Regions from separate parts of the Homo sapiens genome. Here region 1 is linked to region 2. A link is a loop called in an ENCODE intact Hi-C map of the cell type or tissue named here. Cell type or tissue: HepG2. All regions are shown on one strand.

What was found. Hi-C counts contacts between places; a loop is a spot of excess contacts. Peaks named below come from ENCODE experiments on the same cell type or tissue, not always from the same donor. Only the 100,000 strongest peaks of a DNase experiment are listed, where the experiment ranks them.
Region 1: a loop joins it to region 2, with 14 times the contacts of the local background. A loop is called at or near these places in 3 of 110 quality-filtered maps.

The regions. Positions count from the first base shown.
Region 1 is chr2:191,724,151-191,732,150 of GRCh38, reverse strand. All of the region lies in intron 3 of LOC124908062 (a long non-coding RNA gene), which reads right to left. Among named protein-coding and RNA genes, the nearest start is that of NABP1, 50 kb to the right of the region's middle. In HepG2, a CTCF peak has its summit at 3,001 (motif pointing right); no DNase peak of the experiment used is centred here.
Region 2 is chr2:191,551,366-191,559,365 of GRCh38, reverse strand. No RefSeq gene overlaps it. Among named protein-coding and RNA genes, the nearest start is that of NABP1, 120 kb to the left of the region's middle. In HepG2, a CTCF peak has its summit at 4,089 (motif pointing left); a DNase peak (open chromatin) is centred at 4,085; H3K27me3 peaks cover 659 bases.

The DNA of each region.
Region 1 (8,000 bases), 170 kb before region 2:
TTTGTCTTCTTTGGATTTATTGTACTTACTTGGAAAACTGAAATTCTGGTTAAAATCCAACTCTGTGCCTATGTCAAACCTCCACTAAACAACTAAATATTACTGGAGAAAAACAGGCAATTATGCTTAATGAGCTCACTTCCAATTTATGAACAGATCTTAAAATGTGCTCTTAATGCTACCAGGATATCATACTTAATTTCCCAAGACCATTCACTTTCCCACTCTCCTGGACAACTTTTTTACACTTTCAATCTTCTAAAATACCCTAAACTTTTTTCTTGTCTTCATATTCCTACTTTACTGAAAAAATTAAAGCAATCAGAAGAGAACTCCATAGACTTCCACCACCATATTTATTCACCTACCAGCATCTTCATCCACATACTCTGTCTCCATATTTGTTACTATTCATGATGCTACCCAAAGCCAACTCCTCTTCTTGTACACTAAATCATACTAAATCCCTTCCCCTATAGTCTACTCAAGGACATCACCTATTCCAACATTTCTCACCTCTTTCTCTCATACCAATTTTTCGCTATTGGATCATTTTCATTCAAATACAAACAACATGTTGATATTACTCCCATCTTTAAAAAAAAAAGATAAAGAATAATTTCTACATATTCCACTTGCCCCACTAGCTACTGTTTCATTTCTCTCCTCCCTTTTGCACAAAAACTTCTCCAGAAAGCTATCTACAGCTGCTTTTTGTATTTTCTTTTCTGCCATTCCCCACTAAAACCAGTTCAATCAGATTTTTGATTCACTATTCCATTGAAACCACTGTGAACAATATGAATAGTATCCACCATGCTGCCAAATCCAATAGCCCAGTCCTTCCCTTGCTTGTCCTATCAGCAGCATTTGGCACAGTTGATCACTTTCTCCTCCTTGATACACTTTCTTCCCTTGGCTTCCACATTATCCTGTTTCTCTCCTATATCACCAGCTGCTCCTTTTTAATTTTCGTTGCTGGTTCTTCCTTTAACTCTTTTATGTTGCAGTGTCCCAGGGCTCAGTCTTTGATCCTGTTCTTTTCTATAACTACAATTACTCTTTGGTATCATAGCAGTATTGGGGCTTTCAGAACCAGTGATATGCTACTGACCTCTAAATTTACAAATCCAACTAGAAGTTGCTGATTTGTATGTCCTTGGATGTAAAATAAGCATCTCAAACACAGCATGCTAAAATCTGAATACTTAGTCTTACTGCCAAAACCTGCTCTACCCTCAGCCTTCTCTATTTCAGTGGATGGCAACTCCACATTTATCAGATGAAAAACCCTAGAGTCCTCTTTGACTTTGCTCTTTCTTTCACAGCCACATGTAATTCAACCACAAACCTTGCTGGCTGTTCTTTCAAATCTATGCAGAATCTGAATGCTTTTCACCACCTCTCTGCTGCCATGTGGTCTAAGCCAGCATCTCTCACCTGGCTACTGGAATAGTCTCTGAACAGTTCTCCCATTTCCACCCTTGCCCCTTTACAAATTAATCTGAACAAAGCATCCAGAATGATCTTTTTAAAACATGTATATCACTCTTCTGCTCAAAATCCCCTGCTTTCTCCCCCCATTCACACAGAATAAAAGACAATGGCTTACAAGACCTTACAGGCTGACAATACCATCTCACTCATCTCTCTGACCTCATCTCCAACTATTCTTTCCCTTAATCACTCAACTCCAGCCACACTGGTCCCCTCCTACTCCTGGAACATGGACCAAGCAGGCTCCAGTTTAGCCACTATGATTTATCTGTTCTCCACTCCTGGATGTGATTTCCAGCTTGGTTAACTCCCTCACCTTCTTTTCATGACTTTGCTCAAATGTCACCATAGCATGAAGTTTTTCCTTCACCACCTTTTTTATTACTGCAGTGACACACTGCAACAACACACCTGTACAAATACACACACACACAACACACACAACACACACACACGTAATGTCAATCTTTACTTACCGTATTTCATTTCTATTTTCTATGTCATTTATCTTCTTCTAAGATAATTGTTTATTTATTTATTCCTTTGCTGTCTACTCACCATCTTTCTTTTCCCTACCTCCCTATCCTATAATGCAATAGAAAAGCTCTTTAAGGGCAGGGATCTTTGTAATATTCATTGGCCAACTTCAAACCTACAAATTCATGTAACATGTGCAACAAATCAATAAACAATGTCCCCTTGGAATTTACAACCCACAGATTTCAGGTACAATTTCAGGCTGTATAGCTAATTAGAAGAGCTTGAACTCAGACATTCTGAATATAAATTCATTAATCTTTCCACTATATTGCTCTAACTTCGACAAGAACCTTTCTCAAACCCTTGAAACACCAATACTTATCGATTTTTTTCAAGTTAATAAAATAAAATATGTTATTTTAATTTGGTCATTGATTATTAGCACAGATAAACACTTTTTCATGATTCTTTGCTGAGTTAACTGTGAATTGATGGTGTACTTTGCACCTCCAACACTTCTGTTCTGTGGCTTAGAATCATTGCTTTCGTAGACCTCTTTACTTTCTCTTTACTACAATTAGCAACACTAGCAGATGATTTTCTTTTATAGCCCATTTTACACAAAGAAACAAAGTTTTTATCACTTCAGGAGCGCTAGTGTGCATGATAATGAGTGTAGAACAACATAGCCAAGTTAAAATTCAGAGACTGTTGCTGAACCCCTCCCCCTTACTTCTGTGAGTCATTCCAGACACATCAATATTGCAAAGCCTGCAACCGAAATTCATTCCTCAGCAAAATTGCAAATCATTACATGTTAAGTTGCTTGAAAATAGTCAAAACTGCAAATGTTTAAGCCTCAAATCCCAATAATCTACTGTAATTGGACTCAATCATTACAACAGACATCCATGAAGTAGGGGGTAGGACACAGATGAAGAAGAAAAATATATGGAAATCCAAATAACTAGGAGCTTAGCGCTTAGAGTTAGAACGTTTTCTGCTTTGGGCAACCCTCTACTCTTCCAGGTGGTGGCAGTAGGAAGGTAGTAAAAACAATGAAAACTGTGACAGCAAAAAAAAAAAAAAAAATTAAATTAAATTAAATATTATGACTATGACTCATAAATATAAAGTGTATCAAAATTTACATAACTTACCAATAAGGGAACCAGTAGGATGACAAAGCTCCAAAGAGTATTTGGAGAACTAAGCAGTTACAGAAATTGAAGGAACAATGTTGCAACAAGATTGCTAGGGTAGATCTATAATTGGTTGATATTTTACAGAGCAATAAAACCATAACCTTTCGGGTTATATTATTCTACTAAACAGAAATCATTTGCTTCTCTACCAGACAAAACTCTATGCATTAACATGTAATTTCACAGAACCTGGGCCCTAATCAATAATAAATCATCTGTTAAACAAAGGGTAATCTCCCAAAGAATTAAGTAATCCTGTTAGACAGTGTTGTAGTCTGACACAGAAAGGACACTCAGCCATCCCTTTGCCTTATTTCTAATTTGTTGATACTTTTTTTAAAGAATTAAAGTATAGGAGCCCTCTCTTTGAGTTGCCTTTGGAGAAACACACTATTCTATTACATTAGAAATGTGTCTGGTCTGTTTTGAAAGAAAAATTCCTCCTGGTTCCGAGCTCTAATAAGATCCCTTCATATCACAGCCTATTTTAGTAATAGAGTATTTTGTTTGAATAGCGTATTTCTCCTGTAAAATAAGAACACAATTAATAATTGAATGAATTCCCTATTTCAGTCTGATTTGTAAATTCTCTGCATTCAAAGAATTCCTCAACTGTATTTTAGAAATGGAAAGCACCTTAACAAGGGATCTTGAAATAAAACAATGTCCAAAGGTTAAGCAATTTGCCCAAGGTCACGTTGTGAGTCTGAGGCTAAGCTGATAGAGAAATTTGAAGTTAAAGCAGAAAAGCATAGGGGGCTACAACAGCTGGAGAAACTCCAGCTTCCTGCGGTTGGTCTATGGATACCCTTGATCTCATAACCCTCAAGTAATACTGTTGGGCCAGAATACAGGCTTTGCAGCAAGACCTCAGGTTTAAGGATTGTGAGGGACATTTTTGACTACTAGTAATTGAGAGAAAAAGTAAAAACCTTTCCTCTCCCATCACAAGGTTTATGGCTGACACTCCTGTAACAAAACACAGATTAAGCAGGGAAAAGCATAACAAATTTATTTAATATAAGTTTTATGAGAAACGGAGACCCAAAGACCCAGGGAAAACTGTAATTTTGTGCTTAGGTTTGATGAGGAAAGGACAGTTATGTAGAAGTACAACTGGACAAAAGAGGGTATGATCTAATAGTAATAAACTCAGAGAAATTTAGCAAGGCCTGTTTCAGTTCAGATTCTTCTTGGATTCTCTGTGTCTTTGTTCCGTTCCTCCACGTATACAGAAGGACACCTGTCACATGGGGGCCTCTCGTGGAGAAGGGAGGGAGAAGGTCAGAGAGTCACCTTCCTGCCTCTGTGGTTTTTCTCAATTTCCATCAGCTTAAAATACTCCATATGTGAAGGGCCCACAATTTGAGGTATCGTGTTCTGAGTCCCTATAGTAATTTTTTCCAAGAAGATGTACCGTGAAAAAAATAGGCTAACTCAACTGCAGTAAAGAGAGAGAGAAAGAAGACTGAAGCTTAGACACACGCTATTTAAATTGGCAAGTCTGAAATTGTTTTATCTTTTATAACTTAATTTTCTTCTTTTCTAATTTTTTTCTCACAAGTTTATTTTTTTCAAAGACAAATCTGCCTCCTTGAGAAAGAGAGACACTTTCGTTTTAGAAAATAAGGCTCCAGTTTTAGAAAAGATAGAGTATACAGTATGTACTATGAAACAAAAAAAAAACAAGAGAATTTGATGACTGAATAACTTTTTACAGCAGATTAGAATGCATGCCATTCCTCAGCTTCTTTTTAATTCCTATTTACAATTGAATTTTAAATACAGGATGGCCTGATAGTGTTGAGAGAGGCAGTTTTGTTACTTATTTTAAAGTCTTTATGTCAGCCACAGTAATTATGTTTGGGCAATAATATTCTTCTATTATTAACTTGTGGAATTCTGATTCTTCCCCTATCAACGTACCTAAAATTATTCAGTTAAAACCTAGAATTTAGGGTTGGAAGGTAAGCCTCTATGAGTGTTTAAAATTGTTTGCTAATTGCCATCTGGATTCTGCAATTCTTAAAGCATGTCTGAACAACAGACTTCACACAATTTTAAATTAATGCAAATCTACATTAATTTAAAAATATATCCATGTTTTTATTGATGGAGACAGAGAAAAGCTGTCAGAAAAATAGGATGAACCAAACTAGAATATTGAATTATGAAAAGTTTAGCAATAGCTGTAATATCAAGAGTACACTCTTTCAGTTACATTTCAAGTTTTAACCCCACATTTTCCTATAATTAACTTAAATCCAAAGGGCAGGCATAATACTTACTATCCAACCTAAATAATTCAAAACCTATTTATTAAAATATCCTAAATATCCTATCCAAAGTACTGAATAAAAAGCTTTTTAAATGACAGCTGGCCATTGCTGTTCTGCTCTCTCAAGGTTGTTAATAAACATTCACCCATTTTTTTTTTCTTTTGAGACAGAGTCTTGCTCTGTCAGCCAGGCTGGAGCGCAGTGGTGCAATCTCGGCTCACTGCAATTTCCACCTCCTGGGTACAAGTGATTCTCCTGCCTCAGCTTCCCAAGTAGCTGTGATTACAGTCGTGCGCCACCACACCCGGCTAATATTTGGATTTTTAGTAGAGATGGGGTTTCGCCATGTTGGTCAGAATGGTCTTGAACTCCTGACCTCAAGCAATCCACCCACCTTGGCCTCCCAAAGTGCTGGGATTACAGCCATGAGCCACTGACCCTGGTCAAACATTCACCTTTTAAAATAAATGAATATATCCAAATACCGAACTACTGAACAGATTTTTCAATAAAACTTGGAAAGCTTAAGTTGTCCAAAGCAGTATTTCCCAAAAGTTTTCTTGGCACATTCAAATAATTTTATATTCTCCTTCACTCTGGCTAAATGTAAACTAAACAAAGAGAAGTATGACTGGTTTGACACAAGTGAGTGACCAGAGTTGGTGTCTTCTTGGAACTGACCTTGTGTTACCATATGACAAACCAAAGCCTTCAAAGGGCAGGGATCCTTATGATTGAGAAACCACCCCTGGAATAGCCCAACCCATTCTTAAAACCTTTAATCTTCTATGAGTAGTTATGAAAGAAGGAGGTTTAAATTACTGTCTGCCATCCCAGAAAGTAGAAATACCTAGTCTCTAGAAAAATTTCTGTTACAAATCAACTTTTAACTATATTTTTTCTCTAAGTTGGGAAAACTCCAGCATCTCCATTACCCTAGAATTAAAAAGAGTTTCCAATTGTTCTTAAAAATATGACAAATGAACAATAGTTCTGTTCTGTTTTTTTCAGCATCTGAATTAACTCTGTGTGTAAGGGTATGCCTCTGAAAAACAAGAGAGCTGAAATTCACCATGATCCCAAAATCCAGAAATCTGTTTTTTTAAGTGAAAGTCACAGTCTCAAAAATGTCCTTTGGCCATTGAATCATCTCTGTGTTCCAGCTGACCCTTTTTTTTTCCCCTTTAGACCTTCTTAAAGCCACTAGAAATTTATATCTTGAGAGATACGTATCATTTTTAAAATAAAATCCCTTACCGGAACTCAGATACAAGGTCGCTAAGGTCGCTAAGGTCGCGCTTTGACCTACTCTAGTGAATTGATAGATTGGGCTGACTGTACCATGCTGCTCTTCCCTGGTACTCCTTGAATATCCTACACCGAGTGGTTACTTACACAGATTTAAATGTGAAAGCTGGTGGAAATTAGCTATGATTTTCTGCCAAGGGCATGAAAGGCTAGCTAAATGCTACATTTGAACATTTGAAGGTTTTGTTGTGTCCACCAGCTTCACAAAGAAGATGGAACAGAAATGGCAAAGAAAAATGGTTTTTGTTAAATAAAGAAAAAAGCTCTAAACTAGAAATGTCAAATATAATCTAAGCCAAGGAGATATTCAAAAGCCAAGGGTGACATCATCACCTTTCACCTTACTATTATATCAACAGACCCTGGATATTTTCAAGTGGAATTACATTAAAATATGTTTATGTGATTTTAAAAGAATAAAATATTACTATTTCAAGAGTTAATACTATTTCCCAAGGTACATAAGTCCCCAAGGATTTTAGATTAGAATATGATATGTGCCTTACATGTCTAAGCAAGGTAAAAAAAATGTTAGCTTAATGACAAAATTGAGCAAATACACTGGGAACATGACGTGCCCTAAAGTTCACTTATAATGAAAAGAAAAATAATCTGAAACCAAATACTTTGGAGAAATAGGACAAATAAATTCAGAATCAAGTAGATAGTCAATGGTGAAGCTAGAAATTGAATTTACGAACATATTCTATGCCCTGTTCGTAATAAGTTCCAGAAGTCCCAGGTTTCCATATTATGTTTAGTATTTTTATTATGGTTTTTTATTGTTATTTTAATGAATAGAAACATTTTATACATAAAAGAAATGATAAATTAATGAGTATAACCTATTATAACAATATTGGTAGCACATGTTCAAGATAGAAGATAAATCATTTCGAATATGTTTAAACTCAAATTCTAGTTTTGAAAAAATAGGCCCACAGCAAGGAAAACACATAATCATACAGGAAGATGTGGAAAGTGGCAAGTAGTTTTATGTAGCCCCATGTATATCCCTTGTTCCTCCCCAGCCTCCCAGGCCCTGTAGGTCTGTGCTGTATTATTCTATTATTCCCTGGGGAGGACTGGTGTTCTCGTTTTTGTAGTTCACATGTAGCAAAGTCAAGCTTGAATCCACTTGACTTTTTTGCTTGTAAGAGGCAAGTCCCTTGTAACCAAGGCAACTGATATTAGCAGTGGTTACCTATTTCACATTGGTGTGCTGTCCAAG
Region 2 (8,000 bases):
GAATGAACTAAATATATTTAAGGAGGACTAAATAAAGAATCCAAAGACTAAACCTAATGCTAGATTTTAAGGAAATTTATATTTGTTGAATGCCTACTGTGTATCAGTGATAGACAAGGCACTTAAAATCTCATTTAATCCTCACAGCCTCCATATCATACCACAAGTACAGCAGTTTCTGTATATATCTGGGCTTACCTCTCTGAAGACAAGCTGTTTCTAGATATTGAGCTATTTTTACAAGAAATTAGAAGCACAAAGAATGACTTTAAGAAATAAGGATCTCAGTAGTTTCTTCAGTCAACCTCTTCTTTGTATTATGTCTTATCAATGGCCAACCAAACATCTCTATCATTATCTATCTATCTATCTATCCAACTATCACTATCTATCTATCTTTTTTTTTTTTTTTTTTTGAGACGGAGTCTTGCTCTGTTTCCCAGGCTGGAGTGCAGTGGCTCAATCTCAGCTCACTGCAACTTCTGCCTCCCAGGTTCAAGCAATTCTCCTGCCTCAACCTCCCAAGTAGCTGAGACTACAGGTGCCCGCTACCACACCCAACTAATTTTTGTATTTTTGGTAGACACAGCTTTCGCCATATTAGCCACGCTGGTCTCAAACACCTGACCTCAATTGATCCTCCCGTCTCAGCCTCCCAGAGTGCTGGGATTACAGGTGTGAGCCACCACACCCAGCCTATTATGCAATTTTAAATACCTTATTTCAATTATCTACTAGTTCAGTGCATTTCAAGTATTGGTGGGATGTTTAATATGCCTATGTGAAGTCAGATTTTCTTTTCTAGAGCATTGGTGTACTGTTACTGTTTTTTGTATCTTTTGAATGTTCTATAAGGATTTCCCTTTCTCATCTCTAATGTTCCGCTCTCTTTACTGGTCACACACACACTTGGGTAGGTTCATATTTTCACTCATGCCCCGTTCCCATACATCTCTTAGAGCCCATCAACAGCATTTGTTGTCATTGTCGATGCATCCTGTCCACTGTCACCCCGCAAAGCTTTGAAAAGGAACCCTATCTCTTCCGGAGGCTCCTTCCCCATCAACCCAAAATGACCTCATTTTTTTAGACATGAATATGCCTCAAGGGTTCCTTGAGGGTGAGCTATGTACGCCTAATTCATGACTGAATGATAATGATGCTAGCAGACATCCCAGAGGCTTGTCAGGGGCCTGGCAATGTGTTTAGCTCCCTGCAGAGGCTAACTCACCTAACCTTTACAATTCCCTCACAGCCTAAGTGCTAGTGTTATCTTCATTTCACAGAGGGGACATCTGAGGCTCAGGGGACACCAGAGTTGGAGGGAGTTTAAGCAGAATGGCCCAGTGTGACTCAGCTAGGTAGTAGCAGAGGCAGGATGTGAACCCATGCAGTCAGGCCCTCGGAGCCACGTTCTGACCACGGTACAGTCCTCTCCGTATGTGTGAAGACAGACAAAACCCTGTGGGCTACTTCACCCAGCAGGCCAAGAAATAATTACATATCCACCCAGGTATTATTGAGAGGAAAATTCAGCAAATATTTTGATCTGAGCATTTTTCAATTCTAACCATTTAAAAGTAACTTTCATTCTATCAGCAGGAGAATCACAGATTTCTATGCTGTAAACAGCAAAGGATCGGGTCATACATGTAAAACTTTAACCATTTTCTTTATTTTATAGAGGAGAAAAGGAGTTTTCTTACGCTCATAGGCATTTTCTCAGTGAGTTAAGGAGTCTTTCCTTAGGCACACAGATGGGCCTTACAATAGCTTTAAGTCTACTGGAAGACTTAATTTTCTGAATCATGCTCAAAGACTAGTGCTTTACTCATTCTAGGCCCCACACAGTTTCTCATAAAACATTTCGCTTCTAAGTGAGTTGTGAAAATGGGACTCACAAAATGATGACAGAAATACTGCTTTAAAAACCTTTCCAGAAGGTTTCACAGAAATACAATAGAATATATGAGAAGAAAATGTCTAGTTGTTATTACGAAGGTGTAAAGGAAATGAGAGAGGGTTACTTTTTACTGGAAACAGCCAGAAAGATTCACTTAAGACCATAATTTACTCATATAATCTGTTTTATTTAAAAATAATATTGAAATAGTACTAAAATAATCTTAATAGAAATTATGCAAGACACAACTAACATTAATTCTAGTGATTTGTACTAGATAAAAATAAGGAATTACTATGAGCTATTGAGAGAAATTAAAGGAACATTTTCATCATGAAATTTCAATCAAAGGAGAATAACAAGAAGACATCTTAGTCATGCCAACCTTTGGAAAATATACTCCCTGACCACTATTTCTGAAATTATTAAGGATGTTCAACAAAACATATAGACAAATCCAATTAAGGAGGAAACTTACAAAGATATAACAAAGAGGGAAGCCAGCCAAGCAGTGCAATGCAAACAAAGCCCACCGTGACAGATGGAGAGCAAAGCCATAAGGAGTCCACACTGCACCATTCAATAAATAGTATGGTCAAGAGGGCATATCCTAGTGATATGACAAATGAGCCTATTTTCCTCTAACAATTGAAATAAGGTAAGGCCAATACAACCTTTAAAGAAACAAAAATGTTTGCAAGAAAGCCATGTACACACACAAATAAACCAAACATTGCCTAATTTTGAGCATGTTAGAGAACAGGATGCATTTGACCTTGATGATTGTCCTTATAAGGACATGAAGTTAGTCACAGAGGATGACATGTCTTTCCTGCTGACCAACCACACCGCTCAGTTCTTCACCAAATACTTTGTTTAATTATACCACCAAAGCTCTTATTTACAGTTATAGGACTGAACGTAAATTACTAACCTTGACAACATAAAAATAGAGTTTACCCAGCCCAAATTGGGAAATTATGGAGAAAAGAGGTGCAGGAAAGTGTGAGAAGATAATTTCTTCATCTCGTCTAATGAGAAGGAAGAGATACTATTAAAAAGTAGAGACTTCAGTGTATTATTTAATTATGAAGGCAACAAGTATAGAGCAACGTCCCACTAATAAATATTTCCCCTGACACTTTACATGACTTAAAATTTGTCATTTACTTCAGGTTCATATTATCTTAGAAAAATAAGTGTTCTGGCTTGGCACAGTGGCTCACGCCTGTAATCCCACTGCTTGAGGGGCTGAGGCAGGAGGATCGCTTGAGCCTAAGAGTTCAAGACCAGCCAGGACAACACAGAGAAACCCTGACTCTACAAGGAATACAAAAATAAGTTGGGCGTGATGGTGCATGCCTGTTGTCCCAGCTACTTGGGAGGCTGAAGTAGGAAGATCACTTGAACCCAGAAGCTCAAAGCTGCAGTGAGCCACGATCACGCCACTGCACTCTGGCCTGGACCACAGAGTGAGACCCTGTCTCAAAAGAAAAAAGAGAAATAAGCATTCTGTCCCCTCTTCAGAGCATGATTCTCTCTCTGATTAAGACTCCTCTAATTTCAAGAAGCTCCTCCTGATTATTCAAGATGGTTCAAATTTAGAAGGCACCCTTGATCCTCTTACTTTTTTGTGACTAGCACAAGTACTGGGCCATAAAACAGAGGGTCCTCAAAGAATAACCATATTCCCTCACCATCAAAATCCTGCCATTTGGCTGATCAATCCCACCCCACACACACCAAAGCATGCTGTGGTTCAACTCCAAGACTTTTGACTAGTGTCTGATACTTTTAAATGCCTCTGTTACCTACTTCTCTGAGACATCAGACAAGTCTGAACCTATCCCAACTTGAGTTTCCCCCACGGTAAATTAGAGGCATTGGTATCCATCCCACAAGGTTGTACTGATAATCAAATGAGATAACATACAAAGTGCCCAGCACATTGTAGATGTTACAACTTCCTTTCTTCCCTTCAATAGATGAAATTTATTGTGTGAACAACGAAGTGTTCTTAATATGTTTGTTATTTTTTCTCCGTTTAAACATCTGTAGTTGTCAGAACTTTTGAGAAAGGTTCTTTCATGTCTAAACGTCCACGATTCTATGGCCAGTACGCTAATTAAAGGAGAACCATCCTAGTTCAGCCTCTCCCAGGTTAGACCAAAAAGTGGATTGCTGCTGCCACCTGGTGGCTACAAGATAATTTGAGGCAGCATTTCGCGGAAGCTTGTGAGTGCTAAACACCCAACCCCCACACACAATTAGAGGGAGCCTGGGAAAGTGAGGACGCCCCCACTTGTTTTCTTTTCTTTTCTTTTTTTTTTTTTTTTTTGAGACAGGGTCTCGCTTTGTCACCCAGGCTGGAGTACAGGGGCACAATCTCAGCTCACGGCAACCTCTGCCTCCCAGATTCAAGCGATTCTCGTGCCTCAGCCACCCCAGTAGTTGGGATTACAGGCACGCGCCACCACGCCTGGCTAATTTTTGTATTTTTAGTAGAGACAGGGATCTCAGTATGTTGTCCAGGCTGGTCTCGAACTCCCAGGCTCAAGCGATCCTCTTGCCTCAGCCTCTCAAAGTGCTGGGATTACAGGCACGAGCCACTGCGCCGGGACGACCCCAATTATTTTCTAAACGAGTGTCGGTGACAGGTGAAGAACACACACTGGTTTGTTTCCATCTTTGGGAATGTAAATCAAGGTCAAGACTGACCTTGAACAAAAATGTAAAGTTGGCAAATGCCGACTTCAAGGCTCTGAGATTCTTTCCTGTGCCTCTCCTCCACACGTTCTTTGGCTTCCCTAGTCCTCAGGACATTTATTCTACTTGTTCTTCCTCAAATCAAAAGCTGTTCAGAAAATTTTTTTTGATAAAATGATTCACTCTAGGTATAAGTAACTAAGATAATTAATGGAGAGGCCATTAGGCTGAGCCAGCTCCAGGGCCCTGGATTCCTACAGAAGCAAACCGAAACCCAAGTATCAATGGTCATATTCTAGGAAAATGCAACTTCAGCTTTAAAACTCAGGAGCCACCAATTAACCCTTTTAAAGCCTTCTCTTGCCCTCTTGGTGGAGCCTCGAGCCACCTGAAGTCTGATGCTACCTGATTTATGAATCGTTTGCTCAAATAAACTCCTTAATATTCTAATGTGCCTCAGTTTATCTTTTAACATTAATGAGGCTTAATATGACTTCTCTCTGTAATGTTTGCATTTTTAATTACTCTATTTTTGAATAGAAGAATTATGTGTGTATGACACATATTATAAAAGGTCTTCCTAGCAGCTACCCAGAATATTCATACAACTATTCCTTTTTATGGTTTAAAAAAGGCACATGCTATACCAGCTGTTCTGCACCTTGTTCTTTTTACCCAATGTCTTGTTTTTGTTTGTTTTGGTTGGTTTTGTTTGGTTGATTCCTTTTTCTTCTTGATCAGGTTCATCATATTCAAACCTAATGTATTTTGCATGTTATGCCATTGTATTTGCACTTTCACAGAAATATAAACTCCGTCTTCCTCAGGTAAAAAGAATAAATCTTTCTTTGTGGAAGTTGAGGAATCTTCAAGCAGAGATAGAGGAAGTTTCAGGTGGTGGATTTCAAGCTTTAAAGAGGATGTGGATCACCTGCAGAGCTCGCAAAACGAAGTGAAGTCCTATTTCTGATTCAATAGGTCTGGGGTGGAGCTGGAAACCAAATATTTAATAAGGAAAGTGAGTACCCCTAATGCAAGCTCTGTGATCATACTTTGAGAATCACTATATAAAGGCAGAAACTATCAGCCCCGGTTGCATATGAGAGTCACCTGGGGGACTAAAAAAATTCTGATTCTGACTAGCTTGGTCTGGGTCCCCAAGTGAATCTAATATGTCACCAAGATTGAGAATGCAGCAATTCTTAAACTTGGCTGCTTACTGGAATCATTTAGGCATCATTAAAAAATACTGATACCTGGGTCACACCTGCCCCCAACAAAGATAATGCTGTAACTGGTGTGGAGTATGGCTGGAGTACAAGGAGCTTCCAGAGCTCCCCGTGATTCAAACAAGCAACTGAGGCTGAGAGACTGTGGTTTAAGCAGATAGGCTTACTGAGAATTCCAGAGTCAAGTCAGGTGAAGCTGACAGATCCAGGAATGTGTTTGTCTTCGCGCCACTCTATTACAGACACAGGAAAGCAGGAGAAAGACAACGTGTGGTCCTCTGTTCTTTGTTAATAAACAGTTTGTGCTGATCAAATAATTTGTCGAATCAGGACTTATTTTTTGTCATTAGTATGGAAGGAAGAGAATGACAGCTAACTGTCCATTCTTGATCAATAAGATTGATCAAATGAGTTAAATCTGAAGAGAGGACCAAGCCACATTTCCACATTAAAAAAAAAAAAAAGATTCTGGCCAGTTGCTCACATGAAGGATAGTTCCTGTGTTCTGGCTCAGTGCATTCTCTATCTTTTTTGTTTTTTGTTTTGTTTTAGACAAGAGTCTCACTCTGTTGCTCAGGCTGGAGTGCAGTGGCACGACCTCAGCTCACTGCAACCTCCGCCTCCCGGATTCAAGCGATTCTCCTGCCTCAGCCTCCCAGGTAGCTAGGACTACAGGCATGTGCCACCACTCCTGGCTAATTTTTTTTTTTTTTAAGTAGACATGAAATTTCACTATGTTAGCCAGGCTGGTCTTGAACTCCTGACCTCAGGTGATCCGCCTGCCTCAGCCTCCCAAAGTGCTGGGATTACAGGCGTGAGCCACCGCGCCTGGCACAGTGAGTTATCCAGCTGAGAACTCTAGCTTCTGCTATCTTTTCTGTGGCATTCCAAATGAAAGTATTACTTTATCGGCTTCCACTGGTCAGAAGGCATTTTCTCATTCCTCCGGGCATTGATAATTTGGCAACATTGTGATAGGGGAACTATAAACCAGCTTTCCTGAAACTCTTCTGTAACGAGGTCCCCATCAAAAGAAGTAGTTTCCATATTTAGCTCCATTAGCCGCTTTCTACAAAGACCAGCTTAGAGCTGTAGAGCCGGTTTTCAGTTTCCAACTTCCAAAATACGTTGACAGTTTTTTGTTTTTGCTTTTGTTTTTTTTCAACCATCCTTTCTAATGACCTCCCTGGATAGCAAACAGATTACTTTCTTGTTTTTAACTTGATCAGGCATAAGAACAAGAACTGTTAACATTTCACCGGATGTACGCTTTGGCAACATACCAGCTTAGGTTGTTTAATTTACAGCAATATGGCTGCAGGCAAGTCAGACTAATGAGGGAGACTAAAGATTTAGAGTTAAATATTAAATGTATCTTAGTCTTTATTTCTTGCTGTTCCAACCAATAATAATAAAAAAAAAATGCCTCTGGGATATTCGAGCATGAAGACATCTAGCTTGTGGTGCCTTCTGTAGAGCCAGAAAGACATTTAATTCCGTATTACACAGATGGCAGCCACAATATTTGTTTCCTTTTCATTTTATTTTGGTAGTATAACCTATGCTGGCTGGGGACACAATATACTAGCAAACAGCTCACATCTAAAGTAGCCTGGCCTTGGTTTTCCTTTGCAGTTTTATAGCTCGTCTTTCTCTCTCAAGAATTTACTATAAACTGGGGACTGGGTTAGAGAACCAGCAGTGATGCAGGAGAGGGTACTCTGATGAAAGCTTTTTCTGATTCTTGGATTTTGCTGATCAAATGTAAGTTCATAGTTGACTAGTATGTCTCAGTGTTATAATCAAAGAAGTTGGGCGGGGTGTTCCCTTCCTTCTTACCTATTGTCACTAAAGCACCACAAACTAAATCCTGCCCTCTCTGGTGAAAGAACTCTTCCTAAATGTTCCCAATAGATTGAAATTTTGTTTTTGTCTCCAACCTTATCCGGTTTAACTCCCCACCTGCTCTGGGTCCTGTTGACTCCTAAGTTCCCCTGGAGACCTGGCTTTTTTAACCTCCTCAGTTCCGATGGATAAATATTGGAGGACTTTCCCAACAAGGCACAATAGCGGGGCTCAAGCCTAATATTTTACCACCATTTCTCACACCCTCCCATGTTCTTGCTGTACCAAACTCTTTCCATTACCTGAAACACTGTTCA